Regions from separate parts of the Homo sapiens genome. Here region 1 is linked to region 2. The links are chromatin contacts, found by Hi-C in ENCODE. All regions are on one chromosome and are shown on one strand. Each heading gives the region's core, a stretch centred on a gene start or an enhancer-like site at or near the end of the contact. The rest is flanking DNA. Distances are from core to core; before and after follow the strand shown. Region 1 overlaps NPEPPS (aminopeptidase puromycin sensitive). Region 2 overlaps LOC101927060 (a long non-coding RNA gene).

The links. Hi-C counts contacts between places; a loop is a spot of excess contacts on that map. Pooled maps may share reads with other maps.
Region 1: a loop to region 2 is called in a map with no recorded cell type, with 5 times the contacts of the local background. The contact joins two enhancer-like sites. A Hi-C loop is called at or near these places in 1 of 168 maps with a recorded cell type or tissue (CD8-positive, alpha-beta T cell), 1 of 37 single-sample maps with no recorded cell type and 7 of 50 pooled maps.

The regions. Positions count from the first base shown.
Region 1 is chr17:47,618,413-47,624,550 of GRCh38, reverse strand. It overlaps NPEPPS (aminopeptidase puromycin sensitive), which reads right to left. Exons shown (of 23, transcript NM_006310.4): 20 at 6,094-6,138; 21 at 5,387-5,542; 22 at 4,767-4,814; 23 at 1,275-2,783. The coding sequence ends at 2,631. It overlaps KPNB1-DT (KPNB1 divergent transcript), which reads left to right. Exons shown (of 4, transcript NR_171700.1): 4 at 2,464-3,024. Among named protein-coding and RNA genes, the nearest start is that of KPNB1-DT, 28 kb to the left of the region's middle. Within about 2 kb of position 3,875, at least 18 of the 41 ENCODE cell types and tissues checked have a DNase peak (open chromatin) inside an H3K27ac peak, as active enhancers do.
Region 2 is chr17:47,007,456-47,013,605 of GRCh38, reverse strand. It overlaps LOC101927060 (a long non-coding RNA gene), which reads left to right. Exons shown (of 9, transcript XR_243711.6): 6 at 5,722-5,766. It also overlaps a transcript of LRRC37A2 not described here. Among named protein-coding and RNA genes, the nearest start is that of RPRML, 31 kb to the right of the region's middle. Within about 2 kb of position 3,480, at least 2 of the 41 ENCODE cell types and tissues checked have a DNase peak (open chromatin) inside an H3K27ac peak, as active enhancers do.

The sequences.
Region 1 (6,138 bases), core at 2,626-5,125, 610 kb before region 2:
CACCATGCTTGGCCAATTTTTGTATTTTTAGTAGAAACAGGGGTTTCATCATGTTGACCAGGCTGGTCTGAAACTCCTGACCTCAGGTGATCTGTCTACCTCAGCCTCCCAAAGTGCTGGGATTACAGGTGTGAGTGACCGCACCCAGCTTGAGTCTTCTTTTTTTTTTTTGGAGACGGAGTTTCACTCTTGTTGCCCAGGCTGGAGTGCAGTGGCACGGTCTTGGCTCACTGCAACCTCTGCCTCCTGGGTTCTGGCAATTCTCCTGCCTCAGCCTCCCGAGTAGCTGGGATTACAGGCATGCGCCACCATGCCCAGCTAATTTTTGTATTTTTAGTAGAGACGGGGTTTCACCATGTTGGCCAGGCTGGTCTTGAATTCTTGACCTCAGGTGATCTACCCGTCTCGGCCTCCCAAAGTGCTGGGATTACAAGCGTGAGCCACCGCACCCAGCTCTCGAGTTCTCCTTTCTTTCTATTCCTAGATGTGAAGGAGCAAAGAGAAGGAGCCAGAAGCTAGAGGGGGCTGCTTGGTAAGAGCTGTGGTCTTTGCTAAAGGGACACAGACAACCCATGTGACCTGGCAATGAGAAAGCCAGAGTACTCTGACCATCTCTTCCTTATATCTTCTCATCTTCTTTGGATATTAATAATTGGATAAACAGAAGCTGAAGTCAGAGGGCAAGGGAGCCATTCATGCTGCAGTCCATGTGGGTCAGCACCCGCTGGGGTCCAGAGTGGGATGAAGAGGGGTTCTGAAAGGCAAATGGAAGACATCTAGTATAACCTCTCCCTGAACGTAATTCAAACTACTTAACTATTATTACAGACAAAAATCACATGTATGCTGAAAGTAAAATAACCTGTTTCCAGAATTTCTGATTGCAAAATTCTGAGTTCTTCAATTAAACCTGCATTTTTCTCAGTCTTTTTGGTGCCCCTGCTTCACTGGTGCCTTAAGAACATTTGAGAGCCTAAGGGCAGCCCTGAGCATGGTGCCTGAACTAGGGTGCCTCAAAACTAGGGACTGAGGAAGTCTCAAGTTCATTCCTGAATGCTGACTATAAGAGTCTCTGAGAGAGTTTTGAGAATGTAGAACTGATTTAGAATGAATCTCAGGATTTTTCTGTTAAGATCTATAAATTAGGAATTAAGGAACTGGATTTTTTTTGAATTTGAAAAATCCTATGATAGTATAACTTTGCATAAGCCTACTGAATGATAGGAAAGTTTTTAGTTTCTTATCAAAGAAAGAGAATAAAGTGAATCAGGACATCAGTTTCACATTGACATTTTTATTAACGCCAACTGTTTTTTAATTATTTTTTTAAAACAATAGCACAAAAATGTTTCAAGGAAGCAGTCTCACAATCTGATGACCTTCTGAAATACCGTTAAGCCACACCAAATATGAATTTCTGTTAATAACACAAAATATTTTTTTAAGAAAAAAAGAAAAAAAAGGTAGGGAAAGAAGAAGGGAATGAGATTTAGATTTAAAACTCATTGGATTAAATAGGTGAGGCTTATTAGGATATACTGTTGAAGCAAACAGTGGCACACACAGGCTTACAGTCTTTGTTTTTTAAACCAGTTACCACTAATGTATTAAGCCCTGCAGCAGTTACCACTGACTTCTCGCACGCATAAAATGAACCGGGAGAAGCCAGTGTTGATACTGTTGTGAAGAGGTTCAAGAGCTGGCTTTTCAGACAACTAAGACCATTTTTAGCAGAATAACTCCTTCAGAAAGGCCTGGCTGAAGATCTTTTTATTTCTATTGTCTCACCTATATAAATTTCAGGGTTCTTATAAGTCATCTTTAAAAAGAAAAAAATAATGTATATCAGTTTCTCTTATTTAATGTGGCTATGAAAGATGTTTCCTTATTATTTCTTCATCTCTAAGAAGGACACCAGGGAATGGGGGTTGGGGGTGGAACTAAAGGGAGGAAAAAAACCAGAACAGGGTAGGTTTTTGTTTTTTGCTTTTTGTTTTTTTTTGGCCAAGGGGTCGGTCACACAGAAGGGAAGGCAAGGAGGAAAACTAAACTACAATCCTTGGTTCAGATTGAGTTATGCAGGAATATATCTTCCTGATCAGTCCCCGTGCCAAAAAAAAAAAAAGCCACTTGGAATTATGCACTGACTCCAACTATGTGATACCAGCTATCAGCCTTTTGTGTTTAACCATTCCCAGAAATGGACACCACCCTTGGCTTTATAGGCTCCTTGCAGAACCCACTTCACAAAAATGCTCTTCACCAAGAAGCCTCTAGTTTCCTTTTGGTAGGTTATAAAAACAGAACATCTGTCATTAACAGTAGAGTGTTAAATACTTTTAACCACTGACAAGGCTTCAGAAAGTTTCACAGTTTCGTTATGCTCTATTTTATTACTATCATATTTACATTTTTATTTTTTATTTATTTTTTGCTGAATTGCTGATTTTCCTTTTTCAATAGAATTTAATTCTGGAGTGTGAGCAGGAACCAGTTAACTACATTCATTGTCCAACCCCCACTGGTTTGAAAGAAGACTCCAAATTCTTGGCATATGAATCAGCTGTTCGGTAGCTCCACCTTATCCCTGCAGCGAAGCAGCAGAACCGCCAATGGCGGCACCTCAGGATTCACACTGTGGGTGGTGAGGCCTTCCGCTGAAGGAGGTACTGGTGGATGCTCTCAGCATCTCGCTTTAGCCAGGCAGCATTCAGCAGAATATTTTCACAACACTGCTGGATGGTACGCTCAGCTGAAGGAGCTGGGTGACTCTCGAAGAAAGCCTGGTATAAAACAACCCAGAATGCAGGATCATTACTAGCAATAAGAAGTTAATATTACAGGTTATGAAAAAATACCCACTGGTCTATATGAAGGATGCATAATCTTCAGGCATGAGAATTTACCACTGCCACCCTCAGGCTAAAAGAAAACAAGCAACTCCTTGGACCTGCATATAGGAATTCTCCCCTTAATTATATGCTTAACAACCTAATCAAAAGTTAATAAAGAGACAGAACCTACTGCCTTTCTTTTAGGCTAATTGTGTAGTGGTAAATATAGTCTTTGGAATGAAGACTTGGAACCTGAATCCAGGCTTAGTCATGTACTAGCTTGTGACTGTGAGAAAATTAACTGCTCTAAGTCTCAGTTTTCTCAACTATGAGAAAATATCTACTCCAGAAGATTAAAGAGACAATCCATATAAACATTTGACAAAATACCTAGCACAGAGTACTTAAGGATTCAACACATTTTGGCTGCTTCAAATAAAGATTAATTTGTAAGGGATGATAATACAAAGAAGTTTAAATTGCTGCTATGCCCTAATAATTTAACACCCCATGGTCTTTTTTTTTTTTTTTTTTTTGAGACAGGGTCTCACTCTGTTGCCCAGGCTAGAGTGCAATGAAACGATCATGGCTCATCACAGCCTCAACCTTCTGGGCTCAAGTAAACCTCCCACCTTAACTTCCTGGGTAGCTGGGACCACAAGCGTGCACTCCCAGGCCAAATTGTTTTTTCCTTTTTGTAGAGATGGGGTCCTACCATGTTGCCCAGACTGGTCTTGAACTCTTGAACTCAAGCAATCCTCCCACCTCAGCCTCCCAAAATGCTGGAATTACAGGAATCCAACATTTTTAATACAGTAAACCAAACAATTTCTAAGTTTACAATTTATCACAATGCTTAATGATTAAAAGTTGAATAAACTTTTCTAATGCAGTACACCTGGTTTCACAGAAAACAAAGCAACTCTTAAACACCAGCTGGCAAAATGATAGGGCTTTTCCTTTGAATTAGTCACCACAGGTGTGAAAGACAGAATGACTAATCCATCTGATTAAACATAGACCTTTTAGAAATCAATAACCTTATTTACACAGATGACAATTGCTACTGTTCCAAGGCTCCTAATCATGGTTCAGTTCTCAGGGCCTCAAGTCTTTTTCCATTCCATCGCAGAGTAGTACCAACATTTATACACCAGAAACCTGGGGATTATCCTGGCTTGTTTTTCTTCCTCTCCCAGATATGCTCACAACAGAGAAGCCAATCAATAAATATTGTTGAACTAAATGGTTAACAAATTCAAGCCCCTGAATCTCCATTATTCCATCTCCTCCACTACTGCCACTACCCTACTGTAAGCTATTCTATCATTCTTGCTAGGAGAGTTAGCTTCCCAACATCTTCTCTTCCCCATTCCAAACTATTATCCACATTGCAGCCAGACTGAAATTTTTATAACACAAATCAGATCAAGGCACTGCCTTGTTTATAAACCATTCGAAGGCTTTCCATTTTTAGGACTTTTTTTTTTTTTTTTTTTTTTGAGACAGGAGTCTCGCTCTGTCACCCAGGCTGGAGTGCAATGGCACGATCTCAGCTCACTGCAACCTCCACCTCCCGGGCTCAAGCAATTCTCCTGCCTCAGCCTCCCGAGTAGCTGGGATTAGAGGCGTGCACCACCATGTCCAGCTAATTTGGGGTTTCACCATGTTGCCCGGGCTGGTCTTGAAGTCCTGACCTCAGGTGATCCACCCACCTCGGCCTCCCAAAGTGCTGAGATTACAGATGTGAGCTACCATGCCTGGCCATTTTTAGGAAATTCTTAATATGGCCTATACAGCCCTGCATGATGTCTTTCTCTAAACAAAAACACAGAGATGCTACAGTACATTATCCCAACACTATAATTACAACCAGGTTATTGTTTTTACTTACTAGACTGAAAAGTGAAGAGTAAACAGTATTTTCCTTACCTTAACCTCTCCAGCCATTTTATCAACTGCAAATCCCTCAACTGATAGCTGCAAAACAATGGTTTTAAACAGTAAGTGAAACCAAGAGGCTGAGAACAAACTTCCATTTACCCTAAAAATAAATCATTCTGTTCTCTGCCAACTTCAGTCTGTTATAAAGGATGTGTGATGGGAGATGGAGAAGTCCTTAAATAAAGCCAGTAACTATTTAAGGAAACTTTTTTTTTTTTGAGACGGAGTTTCACACTTGTTGCCCAGGCTGGAGTGCAATGACCTCATCTCGGCTCACCACAACCTCTGCCTCCCAGGTTCAAGCGATTCTCCTGCCTCAGCCTCCCAAGTAGCTGGGATTACAGGCACACACCACCACGCTCAGCTAATTTTTGTATTTTTAGTAGGGACAGGATTTCACCATGTTGGCCAGGATAGTCTCGAACTCCCGACCTCAGGTGATCTGCCCACCTCGGCGTCCCAAAGTGCTGGTATTACAGGCGTGAGCCACTGCACCTGGCCACAGGAAACATTTAAAGAGCAAAGACCACAATGTATGGGTGTAGTGAATCATGGATGTCACTAAATAATATCCATGATTAGCAAGCTACTCAAAGTTTTTCACATACCTTTATTAGTCTGGATATTAAGAATCCTCCCTGGTATCGGTTATAAAGTTCTTCCCAGTTGTCCTTTATGAATTTCCAAGCAGCTTTCCTACCATGCTTGCTGCCTCCAGCTACTCCACCAATTACCGATACAGTGTCCTGTGGACGTACCTCTTCCTAAAAAAAGAAAGAGAGCTAAAAGTCTAGTGTATCAAAAACATATTCTGGTACCAGAAAGTGCACCATACTGTGACACTGAAGTAATCACACTGAAGACACTTATTCCTTGTTTTAGGAATAACTGGAACCAGAAGTTCTCAGCAAAGAAGATAATGTTTAAGCTAAAGATAACCAAAATGAGAATGAGGTACTGAGACAGGTTCAGACAGACAGACTGCTCAACAGATACTTGCTTAGGAGCCTATAGGTTTAAGAAAGGAAGAGACACAAAGTAAGCAAAGGCATAAGCCAGTTTCCCAGTTTTCAAGAGTCCCTGTCCTCATAGTTTCCATTCTGGAGAGACAATTTGTTTACTCTCCCAACTATTCTGATTCTCGCCACTAGTGGGAGAAAAACAGAAGTCAGTAACAAAAACTCAAGCCAGTTACTCTGGAAAAGGAAGCTTTAGTTAGGGTTAAGGCAGCTCAAGAGGATCAGAGCTGAATCAGAGACACTTCTCAGAGATGGGTAACGATTCACTTCTAAATGCAGTTTTCACCGTAACTTACTGAAAGTGCAAACGTGAGGACTTTTTGAATCAGGTCAGGCAAAAG
Region 2 (6,150 bases), core at 2,231-4,730:
GAAATAATGGCCAGATCTTGGTTCACATTCCACACAACAGGGAACCACGACTCTAGGGAATGTGGCTGATTCCCAGGCTGTAGCAGGAAAGGGTTATGAGATCAGTCTGGATTCTTGTTGTACCAGAAATTTTAAAAATGCTCAAAGTATGGATTGGGGCATGTCAAATGGACACAAGAGCTAGCTCAAAGAGGCACTGACTGGCCAGATCTTGGACAATATTTTTTGGTAACAGCTTTATTGAGATATAATTCATGTATCATAGAATTAATTCCATTAACGTGTACAATTCAATGGTTTTTAGTATATTTGCAGAGTTATGCAACTACCACCTCACTCAGTTTTAGAATATTTTCACCAATCTAAAACAAAACCCCATTTAGCAGTTACTGCCCACCCCGCTCCTCCCAATGCCTGGCAACCACTAGTCTACTTTCTGTCTCTATGGATTTGCCTACTCTGGACATTTCATATACATGGAGTTACATAAAACATGGCATTTTGTATCTGGCTTCTTTCACTTAATGTTTTCAAGGTTCATTCAGGCTGGAGCGCATAATGATACTTTATTCCTTTCTATGGTTGAATAATATTCCATTGTATGAATAGACCATATTTTGTCTATCCATTCATCAGTTGATGGACATCTGGGTTATTTCTATTTTTGGCTATCGTGAATAATGCTGCCATGGACATTCACGTATAAGTTTTTGTGTGGATATATGTTTTCATTTCTTTGGAGTAGAGTTGCTGGGTCATGGGGTAACCCTAGGTTTAAGCTTTTGAGGCCTACCAGATTTCCAAAGTGACTGCATCATTTTGCATTCCCATCAACAGTATATGAAGGTTCTAACTTCTCTACATCTTCACCAATATTTGTTATTGTCTGTCTTCTTGACAAAAGTTCTCCTAGTGGGTGTGAACTGGTATCATTTTGTGGTTTTGATTTGCATTTCCTGGATGGTTATGAATGTTGATTTTACTTTCATGTGCTTATTGGCCATTGTATATCTTTGGGAAAATAGCTATTTTCCCAAACTTTTGCCCAGTTTAAAATTGAGTTTTCTTTTTATTACTGAGTTGGAAGTGTTCTTTATATATTCTGGATACTAGACCAGCAGCAGATATATGGCAGATATTTTTTCCCATTCTGTGGGTTGCCTTTCACTTTCTTGGTGGTGTTCTTTGAAGCCCCAAAGTTTTTAATTTTGATGATATGCAATTTATCTATTTTTCCTTTTGTTGCATGTGCTTTTGGTGTCATATCTAAGAAATCATTGCATAATGGTTTCCAAGGTAATCTGGGACTATTAGACCATCAAAATAGATGATAGTAACAGATTATACATTGAATGGAATAGGAATTCATGAGCCCATAATAATAATAAATTGACAAAAAGATACATAGTGTGGAGCTGAATTGGAAACCTCTTCCTGACAATAAAAGGTTGACTGATAAATGTGGAAGAAGTCATGAAGTTGGAAAATAATAATCATTTTTCAACCATCATAGATTGATTTCAGCAAGAATCATCATCGGATGCTAAATCTGAGGTGGTGGGAAGCCTGCTGAAGAACTGGATATGTCCACGATCTTATAGGGTCTCCCCAGAGATTGTTTATTCATTGCATAGAAAAAAATCAGTAACTATACAATGGATAACCAGACATTTTTTGATCTTGCAATCAAAATTAACATCTCCAGTGAGGGACAGAGAGAGAGTGTGTGCCCCCAAGATGTGATTCCCAGGGAGGACACATCATTTATGTAGTATTCTATCCAGGGATGCATAGCCTGTGTCTAATCCTGAGGAAACATCAGAGTTGAACTCACTGAAAATCTTTAAAATTACTGGTCTGTATTGCTCAAAATGGCCAATGCCATGAAAACTGAAAGGCTGGCCTGGCGTGGTGGCTCATGTCTGTAATCCCAGCACTTTGGGAGCCTGAGGTGGGAGGATCGCTTAAGGCCAGGAGTTTCAGACCAACCTTGGAAACATACCAAGACCTCATCTCCACATTAAAAAAAAAAAAACAACTTTTTTTTTTTTTTTGAAACAGAGTCTAGCTTTGTCACCCAGGCTGGAGTACAGTGGTAGAATCTCAGCTCACTTCACCCTCCACCACCTCCCAGGCTCAAGCGATTCTGCTGCCACAGCTTCCCAAGTAGCTGAGATTGCAGGCACCCACCACCACACCTGGCTAATTTTTGTATTTTTAGTAGAGATGGGGTTTCACCATGTTGGCCAGACTGGTCTCAAACTCCTGATCTCAAGTGATCTACCCACCTTGCCTCCCAAAGTGCTGGGATTACAGGTGTAAGCCACTACACCCATCCTGGAAAAAATATACTTTTGATAAATCTGAAAATCTGGGGCTGTTTCTGTCACTGAGGGAAGGTGTGTCTTTCCCCTTAAAGTAGGTGTATGTTGCTAAGGAGGCAGAGGGCTGAGTTCTTCCATCCATCGCCTTCAAGTGTCAGGCGGCTTCCGGTTGGACAGGATGGCTACCCTTGTGGGCTTGTTTCCTCTCTGGTCTCTTTTTCTGTCTAAGACTCACTCCACACCAGCCTGAGCTTGGGACCATTCTTTTGCTCCTCTCATCCTCCTACCCCTAGAGCTGATAAAATTTAGCAAATAAAATTTACAAGATCCCAGAATTTCGGACAAACAACAATCCACCCCACACTGCCTCAGGAGGGTCCCTCAGAGATAAGTGTCACTGAGCCTCGGGAAGGAGGAAGGTCCATCCCTGCCCATTACGCCCCCTCTCGGGGTTTTCTCAAGGAAGACAGTGGTTCCAGAAGGTGTGTTCCCACCCCCTTTCATAGCCTACTTCTCTCCCATCCCTCTCTGACCCCGGGTTCCAGGTGGCCTAGGGATTTCTGGGAGGATCCGAAGAACAAGGCTGTCTGCAGTAGGAGCCTCCTGTTCCTCGCCACCTAAGCTTCAGCCCTGCCCAACTAACAGCTCTCCATGTTCTAAAGAAGGTGGGAGTGCTGGACCACCCCAGCCTTCTGGAACCCCAGTTCTGTGACATTATCCATCTCCTGGAAATATGCTGGTTTTAACCATGCAAACTGGCCAAGCATCAGGCAGAAATAGCAGCTGTGCCTGGAAGGACAGGTGACATCTGTGAAGAAAATGGCCAAGCAGGACAGGGTGGAGAGCACGGGCTGTTCCCTTCCTTTCTGGGAACAGCACCACCTTTGGGGGAACTCCTTCTCTCATGGGGTTTTAGGCAGGGGCTGCCAGTCCCAGGGCCCTGCCTCCTGTCACCCCCCATATGCATAGGAACACTTGTGCACCAGTCGCTACATTTGCAAGTGGAAGCTGGTGGAGCTGCTCAGCTCCCAACAGGAAGCCCATGTGTGCGGGGCCAGAGGACACAGCCCATCTGAGGCGCTAAGCTTCTGTGAAGAGGGAGTGGAGTCTGGATGGGATTCCAATCCCACGGTCCACCCCTTCTGGGACCCAGACTCACCCTTCCCCTTCCTTCAATTCTGAGAAACAATAAATGTCCCTACTTGCGAACAAGTTTGAGTTGGGTTTCTGTCACTTGCAGCCAAAAGAGACCTGCCAGCTACAGTCAGCATCGGTCAACCATCTGTGAAACTGTGAGCTGACAACTTGTCCCCTCCCGGCGAAGGCCACAACATCCCAACACCATTAGTCACCAAGGAAGTCTGGGAGAAGTTTCTACCAACTGTAGCGAAAAAGGTGCAAGGGAGGAAACATTTTGTTACTGCTGGCCCACTCTTCCCTCCGAAACAGCGCGGCAGCATCTGGCAGAAAGAAAGTACAAGGGACTTCTAAGTGGGCAATGCTGCCCCGTGCCCTCCAGACTTCTCATCCCAGCAGGGCAGCAGCACATGGCGCCCTGGGACAGGAGGCCTGCCGGGGCGTGGGGGCGGAGGCTGAGCTCCTGGGGGCACCACTTTATGAGGAACCATTTATGGCCAAAACTCTACAGGGGCTTCAGGGACCTGAATGAATGCGTCTCTGTAGAGTGAGAGTCCTGGGCAGGAGGAGAAGTTTCCATAGCTCAGGACCACATGCTGGAAATTTGGTCTCTGCAGCTTAAAATCTGAGAGAAGATGGTGTCTGCAGCATTCAAAGGGGGACCAGAGGGACCCTCCACCCCCAGCTCCCCAGCTATGACAAACATGAGCTCTGGGTAGATTCCTATCCATTCAAAGAACTGGAAAAGCCAAGCTGGGGCCCATGAGTCAAGTCTGGATGTGCGGCTCAGGGCAAGAGGACAGATGGATGCCACAGGCCGTCTGTCTAAATATTTGCAAGTTATAAATTAAACTAACAGGGTGTTAAATAAAGTATATTCTAGCCTCAGCCCCTGACAAATATTCCTTTAAAAGGATAAAATTTTTTAGATGTGTATGAAGCTATGATTTGTAGATAACAGAAAGTTAGCAAAATGTCAAAGATCATACAATTTCTTTGCTTTTTTTTTTTTGAGATGGAATATCACTCTGTTGCCCCAGTTGGAGTGCAGTGATGTGATCTCAGTTCACTGCAGCCTCTGCCTCCCAGGTTCAAGCAATTCCTCATATTGAAGCGAGTAATAAAATAAAGAAATGTGTAATTTATAAATTACTGAAAGTATTCCATGAAATTTATTTTTCTTATCTTCCTTTCAGCAAAATCAATTATGTTATTATTGTCAAGATTTAAAATACATGTAAGGATTAAAACAGTCATATTCAAAGTACAAATATCTTAATATTTTAATCAAAAATATTTTTATGTAAAAAATTTAATTTTGTCAGAATCTCAAACAATATTCTTTTCAAATATTGAAAAGTATCTATTGCTGGGCACAGTGGCTCACGCCTATAATCCCAGCACTTTGGGAGGCCAAGGCAGGCAGATTATGAGATCAGGAGTTTGAGACCAGCCTGGCCAATATTGTGAAACCCCATCTCTACTAAAAATACAAAAAACAAAACAAAACAAAAAAAAAAACTAGCCAGGCATGGTGGTATGCCTGTAGTCCCAGCTACTTGGGAAGCTGAGGCAGAAGAATTGCTTGAACCCGGGAGGTGGAGGCTGTAGTGAGCCAAGATTGTGCTACTGCACTCCAGCCTGAGCGACAGAGCAAGACTCCATCTCAAAAAAAAAAAAATAAGTATCTATTAAACCAATATGCAACATACAAATTGGAATTAATCAAATTTGGGCCAGGCGTGGTGGCTCACACCTGTAATCCCAGCACTTTGGGAGGCCAAGCCGGGCGGATCACGAGGTTAGGAGATCAAGACCATCCTGGCTAACACGGTGAAACCCCGTCTCTACTAAAAAATACAAAAAGTTAGCCGGGCATGGTGGTGGGTGCCTGTAGTCCCAGCTACTCGGGAGGCTAAGGCAGGAGAATGGCATGAACCCAGGAGACAGAGCTTGCAGTGAGCCGAGATTGCGCCATTGCACTCCAGCCTGGGCAACAGAGTGAGACTCTGTCTCAAAAAAAAAAAAAAAAATTAATTAAATTTGTACATCAAAATGATTGAAATAAATCCATTTTATTTTGATTTTTGAAAACTTAATTAAATTTTATGAAATTAAAATTCATAATTCTAGCATTCAATGACCACCTCATTGCCAATGCAAAGAATAAGCATCACTGTTTGTCTGAGGGCTAGACATAGATACAAATTTAAGAGTAATGTGTAATGTGATTTATTTAATCCTTTTCTCATTTGCCCAGAGAAGACTCACTGGTGGCACCTGCAGCTGCGGCGTTTTCCCCAAGGTAACTTTGCCACAAAATATCTCGCTTTATTATTATTTTTGCATCACTCTAGTATATCCACTTTGGAAACAAAAAATATTATTCTATTTATAGCATTGTGTTTTTAGTGGCGGGATTTCCATTTACAAAATACATTAATTGTTCAAGCTGAAAATATCAAATCCTAGAAAATGTAGCATTCCTACACGTGATACTAACATCATTCTCGAACAGTTATTGGCCAAAGATTCATTTGATGTATCTGATTTTCCAGAATAGACTATTCTGATGATTCAGATGATTCTGATGTTAGTTCTGTTTAGAAATAATTCCAATAGCAGTTTTTATATTTTATTTTCAAACTGAAAACCATTCATATTTGCGGCCAGGCGCAGTGGCTCACGC